Regions from separate parts of the Homo sapiens genome. Here region 2 is linked to region 1. Evidence: chromatin contacts called from ENCODE Hi-C or POLR2A ChIA-PET data. All regions are on one chromosome and are shown on one strand. The core of a region is the stretch at or near the end of the contact, and the rest is flanking DNA. Distances in the headings are between cores, read along the strand shown.

The links. Hi-C counts contacts between places; a loop is a spot of excess contacts on that map. ChIA-PET counts read pairs that join two places held with the same protein, here RNA polymerase II (POLR2A). Pooled maps may share reads with other maps.
Region 2: a map of endothelial cell of hepatic sinusoid shows a loop between it and region 1 (7-fold over the local background). The contact joins two enhancer-like sites. A Hi-C loop is called at or near these places in 5 of 168 maps with a recorded cell type or tissue (HepG2, dorsolateral prefrontal cortex, endothelial cell of hepatic sinusoid and 2 more), 3 of 37 single-sample maps with no recorded cell type and 10 of 50 pooled maps. POLR2A ChIA-PET finds 5 or more read pairs at or near these places in 5 of 52 experiments (B cell, CD8-positive, alpha-beta memory T cell, Caco-2 and 2 more).

The regions. Positions count from the first base shown.
Region 1 is chr1:39,538,468-39,542,687 of GRCh38, reverse strand. It overlaps the pseudogene PPIEL. Among named protein-coding and RNA genes, the nearest start is that of PABPC4-AS1, 24 kb to the left of the region's middle. Within about 2 kb of position 1,812, at least 13 of the 41 ENCODE cell types and tissues checked have a DNase peak (open chromatin) inside an H3K27ac peak, as active enhancers do; they include gastrocnemius medialis, where a contact is called at or near this core.
Region 2 is chr1:39,425,140-39,429,359 of GRCh38, reverse strand. MACF1 (microtubule actin crosslinking factor 1) reads right to left here. Exons shown (of 101, transcript NM_001394062.1): 62 at 1,746-1,905; 63 at 1,073-1,399; 64 at 34-118. Among named protein-coding and RNA genes, the nearest start is that of BMP8A, 64 kb to the left of the region's middle. Within about 2 kb of position 1,250, at least 2 of the 41 ENCODE cell types and tissues checked have a DNase peak (open chromatin) inside an H3K27ac peak, as active enhancers do; they include gastrocnemius medialis, where a contact is called at or near this core.

The DNA of each region.
Region 1 (4,220 bases), core at 563-3,062:
GATCTCAGCTTACTGCAACCTTTGCCTCCCGGGTTCAAGTGATTCTCCTGCTTCAGCCTCCCGAGTAGCTGGGATTACAGGCACATGCCACCATGCCGAGCTAATTTTCTGTATTTTTATTAGAGATAGGGTTTTACCACATTGGTCAGGCTGGTCTTGAACTCCTGACCTCAGGTGATCCACCCACCTCGGCCTCCCAAAGTGCTGGGATTACAGACCCGAGCCACCGCACCTGGCCTATGTATATATTTTAATAGAGATGAGGTCTTGCCGTGTTGCCCAGGCTGGTCTCCAACTCCTCTGCTCAGGCAATCCTCCTGCCTTGGCCTCCCCAAGTACTGAGATTACAGATGTGAGCCACCATGCCTAGCTGAAATACTGAATTTTCATACGTTTCTGGGTCTATTCGGGACTTTCTCTTCTTTTCACCTAGTCTGTTCTATCTATTTGTGTGCCACTTCCACACTTAAGCATTTAGTTTAAATAAAGGTACTATGTACTTTTTTAGATTTGGAGAGCTGGAGTTTGGGGGTGTGTGTGTATTTTATTTCAGAGACAGGGTCTCACTTTGTCACCTAGGAGTGTGCCACCATGCCTAGCTAGTTTCTGTATTTTTAGTAGAGATGGGGTTTTGCCATGTTGGCCAGGCTGGTCTCGAACTCCTGACCTCAGGTGATCCACCCACCTTGGCCTCCCAAAGTGCTGGGATTACAGGCATGAGCCACCGTGGCTGGGACCCAAATGATTATTTTTATTTTTGTAGAGATGGCATGTTACAGAGAGCTGGAGTTTTAATTATCTAGTTAGATATTCTTACCTCAGCACTTTTCTCTTTCTCAATCCCAGAGAATTTTCTCTACATGTGCACCCATTTAAAGGACTCGGCTTCAAGGGAAGCAGCTTCCACCGCATTATCCCCCAGTTCATTTGCCAGGGCAGTGATTTCACAAACCACGGTGGCACCAGGGGTAAGTCCATCTACAAGAAGAAATTTGATGATGAAAACTTTATCTTCAAACACACAGGACCAGGTAGGAACCACTCATCGTGTGGTGACAAGGGAGGCTGGGCGAGGGCAGCTGGCCGTGCAGGGTGGAAGGATGAGCCGTGGTTCTGGCTGAGAAACAGGGAATCTGGAGGAGACCCAGCTACCAGACACAGGAGAACCGTTCAGCCTTGCTAGGGTGGAGTTAGCTTTGGGCTTTGAAAAGCTTTTCTGTTTTTTATTTTGGGTTATTTCAGTTCCCATTTGTCTCCTTTCATTAAAAGAGGAAGAAGCATAGACGCCTGGGTCTGCTCCTACAGGGGTGTCTTGTTATTGTTTTTGTAACTTTTTATTTTATGTAATGTCAAGCTCACGGAAGAGTTACAAGAATAGTGCGATGAACCCCATACACCTTTGCTGGCATTTACTCAAGTTCACCAGTTGTTTATATTGGTGAACATCATTTCCTATTTATTCTCCTTCTGTGTATTTTTATAGACAGTGCGTATTTTTTTAGAGCCATTTGAAAGTAAGTTGGAGAGTTCATGTTCCTCTACCACTAAATACTTCAGCATGTATTTCATAAGAAACAGGGTATTTTTAATGTTACCAGGACATAGTTCTCAAAATCAGAAAACAAACACTGCTACAATACTATTCTCTCAACTGCAGTGCATATTCAGATTTCCTCATGTGACAGCACGTCATCCTTTTGGGGCTTTTCATGGTTGGCACGTGTCCTAGACTCATAGATGCGCTGCCCATCCACCCACACCACACTGCCCTGTTGCCTCACTCACATCTCACGCGCCGTCGCTGCATGCACTCTCCTTCCTCTTGCCAAGGATCCCGCTGCCTCTCTCGTGCTCCTTCTTACGTAGTGCAGAACTCTGTGTGCTAGAGAAAAGCACAGCCCTGAGCTATCTGGTCCCTCTTGAGTTGAGGAGCTCAGGTCTTAAGGGCACCTTGAGCAATGCCCAGTGGTCCTCCCAGATTGCTGGAGGTACTTGTCATCCATCGTCTGACTGGAAAACACGCCTTTTCTTCACTCCTCAGCCCTCCAGCATTGCTTCATACACTCTCCCTCTCAGCTGATGGTGTCGCTTATTTATAGAAACAATCAGAAGAGAACTATTTAGTCTTCCTGCAGCCAGATCTACTCCCCTGCCTGCATCATTCTCTCCTGCCTGGCCTGCTTGCCTTCCTGTGACAATGGTGGCCTCCCTCTTCTCCTACCTTTTGCCCCATGGTGTCTTCCCTCAGTCTCTTCCCTTGTCTCTTCCTCCTCCTAGTCTCTAAATTTTTGGAGGGACCCAGTGCTCACCATGGCTTTTCTGTATCTGTATTCACTCTTTACCTCAATAGTTCTCACCCTTTTACCCTAGCACCTGCCTCTTACAGCTCATGCTCTAGTGTGCTGAGATGGAAGTCACAGCTCTGCACCCTTCCAGTGAATGCCTAATTAAAAACACGGTATTGGCTGGGTGCAGTGGCTCACGCCTATAATCCCAGCACTTTGGGAGGCCGAGGTGGGAGGATTGCTTGAGCCCAGGAGTTTGAGACCAGCCTGGGCAACATGGCAAGACCCCATCTCTACAAAAAATACAAAAACCAGCCAGGCATCTTGGTGAACACCTATAGTCCCAGCTTCTCAGGAGGCTGAGGTAGGAGGATGGCTTGAGCTGGGGAGGCAGAGGTTGCAATGAGCCAAGATTGCACCATTTGGACTCCAGCCTGGGTGACAGAGTGAGACTCTGTCTCAAACGAAAAACCCCACAGTATTATTTCATAGTTGTAATATAAAGGGAAATTAAAGGAAAACAATTTGTAATAACATAATATGCATTTCAGTATTCAAATGCTTGGAAGCAACTACATGTATGAAGTACTTGAACATGTGTACTTCTGCCTAGAGCTGCACTTAGTAGTGTGGACTGATTCAGGTGTGTTGTTTTGGCAGAATCAAAGTAACATGATGTTTTGAAATAGTAAAAATCTCTTGGTAAAATTCTGAGCAAAAAGAAATGAAAAGTGACAGGATGGGTTGATTTCTGGAAAAATTTGATACAAAAAAATAATTCTTTGGATTTATATGGAACATGGAGTTAGGGTGTAGGCTCAGATCATTATAAATAGATTTTTCTTATCTACATGAATGTTATTCAGGGCTTTTGAAAGTCCAGGATTTAGAGTAACTCTCCATTACGTAGGAGACTGCAGGACATCTAGAGTCCCTCCCTGATCCCTTCCTTCCAATGCCAGTAGCACCGTATTACTGACCACCAAAAATAGACTGCAGTTTCTGGTAGCCCCTAGGGGGCAGTATGATACCACTGAGAACCCATGCCCTGGGCAATCACGCCGCCCAGTCCCAGGACTTTCAGTGAAATCACCGAGTTAAGCTTGTCCACATGGGTCACCATGCTGATGGCTCCCTGAGCTCCAGACTCCTGTCCAACCACCTACCTTTCACCTTTGCTGGATATCCCACGAGCATCTCACACTTCACATGTCCAAAATGTGGCCTTGGCCTTCTCCCCCACACCCTTCCTCCCCCTTTTCCCTGTTTCAGTAAATGACTCCACCATCCACTTAGCTGCTTGGTCAGAAACTTAGGCGTCATCATGGACTCCTGCATCACCTGCAGGCCACATCTATCTGACTTCAGGTCATCTCCTGGCCCAGCTACTCTTCACCCTTCCCCCACGACCACCAAGTCCTGTTTCCAGCCTGGCTTCTTCACCCTCATAGTCTGATCTTCACTTGGCAGTCAGAGTGATTGTTTTTAATCATAAATCTGATCACATCATCCTCCTGCTGACCCATCCTGCGCTGTGCGTGGGGACGCTGTCCTACAGGGTTAACCCACCTTGGGTCCTGGCACCTCTCTGTGCCCCTAGGATGTGCTGCCCCTCGCCCTCTGCATCCATAGGCAGTCTCGCTGTTCCTCAGACATGCTGAGCTCACTCCTGCCTCAGGGCCTTTGCACATGCCCTTTTCTCTCATGGAATGTTCTTCCTCCACTGTCCAGATGGTTCACACCCACTTCCTTCAGATGCCACCCATGTGTCCCCTTGGCTGAGAGGCCTACCCTGACCTCTCCCTAAAACAGGCTTTCCTGCCACCTCACTCTTCTTTTTAATCAGCTTCAGTTTTCTTCTTACGCTTATTACCTGAAATTGTGTTATACATTTATTATTTTACTTATTTATTTTCTGTCTCCCTTTCTCCCATG
Region 2 (4,220 bases), core at 1-2,500, 110 kb after region 1:
TAGGGGTGCTAAGAGACACACTTTTCAAAGTACCTGTGGTTTGTTTTAGAAGAGCCTGACCATTTTTAATAGCTTGATCTACATTCTTCTTTCTATTAACAATTTCTTCATTTAAAGCCTGAAAGGAAAGAATACCATTAATCCTGAAACTGTGGCACTACAAATGAAACAAAATGCGAGACCTTTAAGAGATCAAATTTAAAGTAAAGAGATGAATACTAGTTTAATTTAAACATCAGATATTTGATCCCCTCATCTTCTCCTTGGTTAGCCCATTGACTATTCAAAATAATTAAATCAGATACCTATAGGCAAGCTTTCCTATGCGCTGGATGAGAAAAACTTAGAATTACATCAGCTTTACCAATTATTGGTACCAAACCTGAACCCAAGAAAGGCAGAAGTGAAATTGAGCAAAATTGTCTACTGTGTCCAAAATAAGGAATAAACAGAAAGTTCAAGAGAAGAAATTCAGTAAGAACAGACTGACTTAAATCAGAATCCTGGTTAAAAACTCTCTTCATATTTAAAGTTGACGAAGCAAAAGAATCAGACTATTAGAAAAATTACCTATTTTTACTCTCCCAAACAGATTTCATAAAAATGAAATGAAAAAGGCAAACTCTTCTATTAAGATGACACAGAATCCCCGGAATTTGAACAAATCCAGAAATATCCTAAAAGTTTTTTAACTGTATGATCAAATCCTGGGCACTACACAGATAGATCTGGTTTTGTTAAAGCACATTATCTTTCATAAAACTGCTCAAATAGAATCTTAGTGACCCATCACCTAATAATGTAAATCATGAGTTGGAGTTCAGATGGCCCCTGACTATATACCCTGTACCATCTTCTAGAATTACTGATTTAACTTGTTAAATATAAGTATTTCCATGGACTCATCCAAAAACAGATTAGCAGTCAGCATCAAGTCCACTAACTATGCACTTGTGTATAAAATAAAGTTGAAGTGTTTGTAATGAAGAAAAAAAAATAAATGAAGAGAAACATGAATCAAAATAACAAAATAACAGAATAACATAACCAATAAAAATGGAAACATGAATACCAGGTGGTCAGCATGCTGCCTGTGCAGGACATCCTGTTTGAAATCCTTTACGAACACTGAACTGAGCTTGTCCTCAACCTCAGCCAGCCAGTTGAGCACCTCCACCTCATCCTCCCCAAACAGCCTAGCATTAGACAGAGCTTGGTCAAGTAGGGCTGCCTTCCGACAACAGCGGTCTTGAATTTCACTGTATCGGGCCTGCAATGAGTCTATCTTTTCTGACAGCACACCCTGTTCTGCAGGAGATGTCAGGGAGGAGAGGGACTGCCCAATTTTGACTGCCTGGTGCACATCTGTTGCATGGTTTTCTATGTCTTCTTCCAGAGCCTGGAAATCCAGATGGAAAAAATGAATAACAGAAACAAAATAAATGAAAAGTAAACACAAAATGATGAATAACAAATGATACAACAAATTAAACAATTAAAAAACTCACCGACTGAAAGGCAAAAATAATATAAAAATTGGGAACAAAAGCTGTTTATTCCGGTGGTAGCCTATCAGTCAATTTCTATTTGTATTTCAAGAATGTGACTTTTCCAATTAATAATCTGACCATATTTTAAGTTAAACCCACAAAACACACATCCTCTAGAATGCTGCAGGCAGTTTACTCATTTCTAGGATTTCTAATTCCAGTTTTCTATTTTCATTTACTGTAACCACTCCCTACCTTGTGCCGAATGATCTGCTGCTGTATTTTGGCAGTCTGAGTGCCAACAGGTTCTGAGTTAGCAAGCTTTTTCTCTGTGACAGATAAGAAGTCAGAAATAGGCTCAGCTGTCTCATGGAACTGTTTGGCCAGAACCAGGATGTCTTCCAGCTGTTTTTGCCTACACAAATATATAGAACAAGCTGCTCAGGAAGAAAAGTCACATTAAAACTGGTAATAGTACTATACTCAGTAAAAGAATAGTCTTTTCCAGGTATAGTTTAAATACCAATAGTAAACAGAACACACGTTATGTAGCATTTCGATGTTTTAAAGGATTTCACACCATTAACCTTATTCTCATTCTGTCATAACCTTGTAAGGTGGACAGAATAATTATCCCCCATTATAAAAGAATAATTATCCCCCTATTATAAAAGAGAAAGTTCAGTCAGAAGGCTTAAAGAAAGATTTGTCCAATCACCTGGTGAGTAGCAACAGTAGAATCAAATCTTCTAATGTTCTCCTTATTTAACACAAATCAAAACAGAATGTAGTATATATATCACCTGAACATCTGACCAAAATAAGGTTTAAAGGAGGCAAAAAGTTGTCTGTTTTCATTCTCTCTGTCACTACTACCTTCATTTATGAGTGAAGATATCTGAAGAGTAAAGACTGTATATTGCCTATGAACTAGAACTCCCTCCCCAACTCCCCAAAATCCAGTCAGGCTTCTGGTAATTTCAAGCCCCAGAACATAACTTTGAATCCAGATTTAAGGCAAAAAAACAAAAAAGAAACAAACAAAAAACCTCACGCTGGCTGAATTTGCCAACACAAAAAGCACCCCCCCCAAAAAAAAACCAAACAAAAAAAACTACAGACTTTATAGCTCACTTGGAATCTTAACTCTTATTTAATATAAGATCCATAACTAAGCTTGGCTTTTCCTGGGATACATGACTGTCACTGAGACCAGAGAAGTGCTAAGAGATGTACTTTCCAAAGTACCTGTGGTTTGTTTTACTCTATAAAATAAAAGCAGCAAATTACAAAGTGAGGAGGAAGTCTGGATATTGGAGATAGCCTGACAAGGAACAGACAAGAAAACAACCACAGAACTGTATTAGCATGCAGATTAATAATGAAAGGTCATAATGTTGTCTTTGAATTACTAAAAACAGACTAAGATATGGCATTTGAAGAGGCCTGGGAGTATATGATGCACTTAAGTTCAGCAAACCTTTACTGAAGACCTAATTTACGCCAGGTCCTATGCTAGTTATGCCCTGACAAAGTTATTTTAATAAGAAGTGGTTTAAATAAAAAAAGTTGGCATTTTGATTACTGGAAATTCAATTATGTTTGAATATAAAGAAAAACATATTTTTTAAGTGGCAATCTAAGTCTAAAACTTTCTTTCCTAGTTTGTTTATGCCAGCCTTCAAAATATATCTTCAAGTAATGCAACTAAAACATACAATATTAAAAATTATTATTAAATTTGAATTTCATTTTTTAAAAATTGCCTCTAATTTTTATGTCTTTCTTACTCATTTGATTTTGGAATCTGAAAATTTGAAGAATTTATTGTAATAAGATTAAAGGTATTTTTAGGGAGAAGAGCTAAAAATAATTTAGAAGCATCAAATATCTACTCTTGTTATTTGTTTCTATTTAAAATATTGGCCCAGAAACTATATTAGGCTAGGAGGATGGAAACAAGTAAAGTAGAAGGAAAGAGTCATAAAAATATGCATTAGATAAACAAACCATGACTTTAAGGAGTTTATGGACCAGGAAGGTAAGTACATAAAATAATGATCATAATACAAGGTACAGATAAAGAGTTATGGCAGTGAAGAGGCAGGAAAAATTATTCCATGATTGAGGAATAAAGGTAAGTTTTATAGAAGAGAGAGAGCTGGACAAAAGCATTTCATGAAAGATGTATTATAACCCATAAAATAAGACACAGGGTTAGGACATTGTCAGAAGATATTAAAGAACAGAATATAGTTTACTTCAGCTATAATATTAAGGAGTGAGAAGAATAGTAGAAGCTAAGAAAGGTAGGTTAGGGTCAAATAGAGGGCTTTGAATGGTGTGTTAAAGAGTTTATATTTTATTTTAAGCACCTTCTTAGCACGGCAGGCAGTGTGTCAGCCTCATAATCTAAAGGTTTTATTCTAACAGGGAGTCAATTAAATATCTCTGAGCTTGAAAAGATATGATTAAAGGCTTATTTCAGAAAGGTTCATCTGCAGCTGGGGGATGGGAAGGGGAAGGCCCCAGGGTTAGTGGTAGAGTGATTAGTGAAGAAGCTATCTCTATACACCTAGTGAGAGCTCGTAAGTCATGAACTGAGGGGAGAGTGGGAATTAGAGAAACAGATGGACAGGAAAGACACTGTAAAGTAAAATAGACAGAATTTAGCATGCTGATCGATGTGGGCACAAAGGAGAAATTAAAAAAAGAAAAGTAAAAATGGAG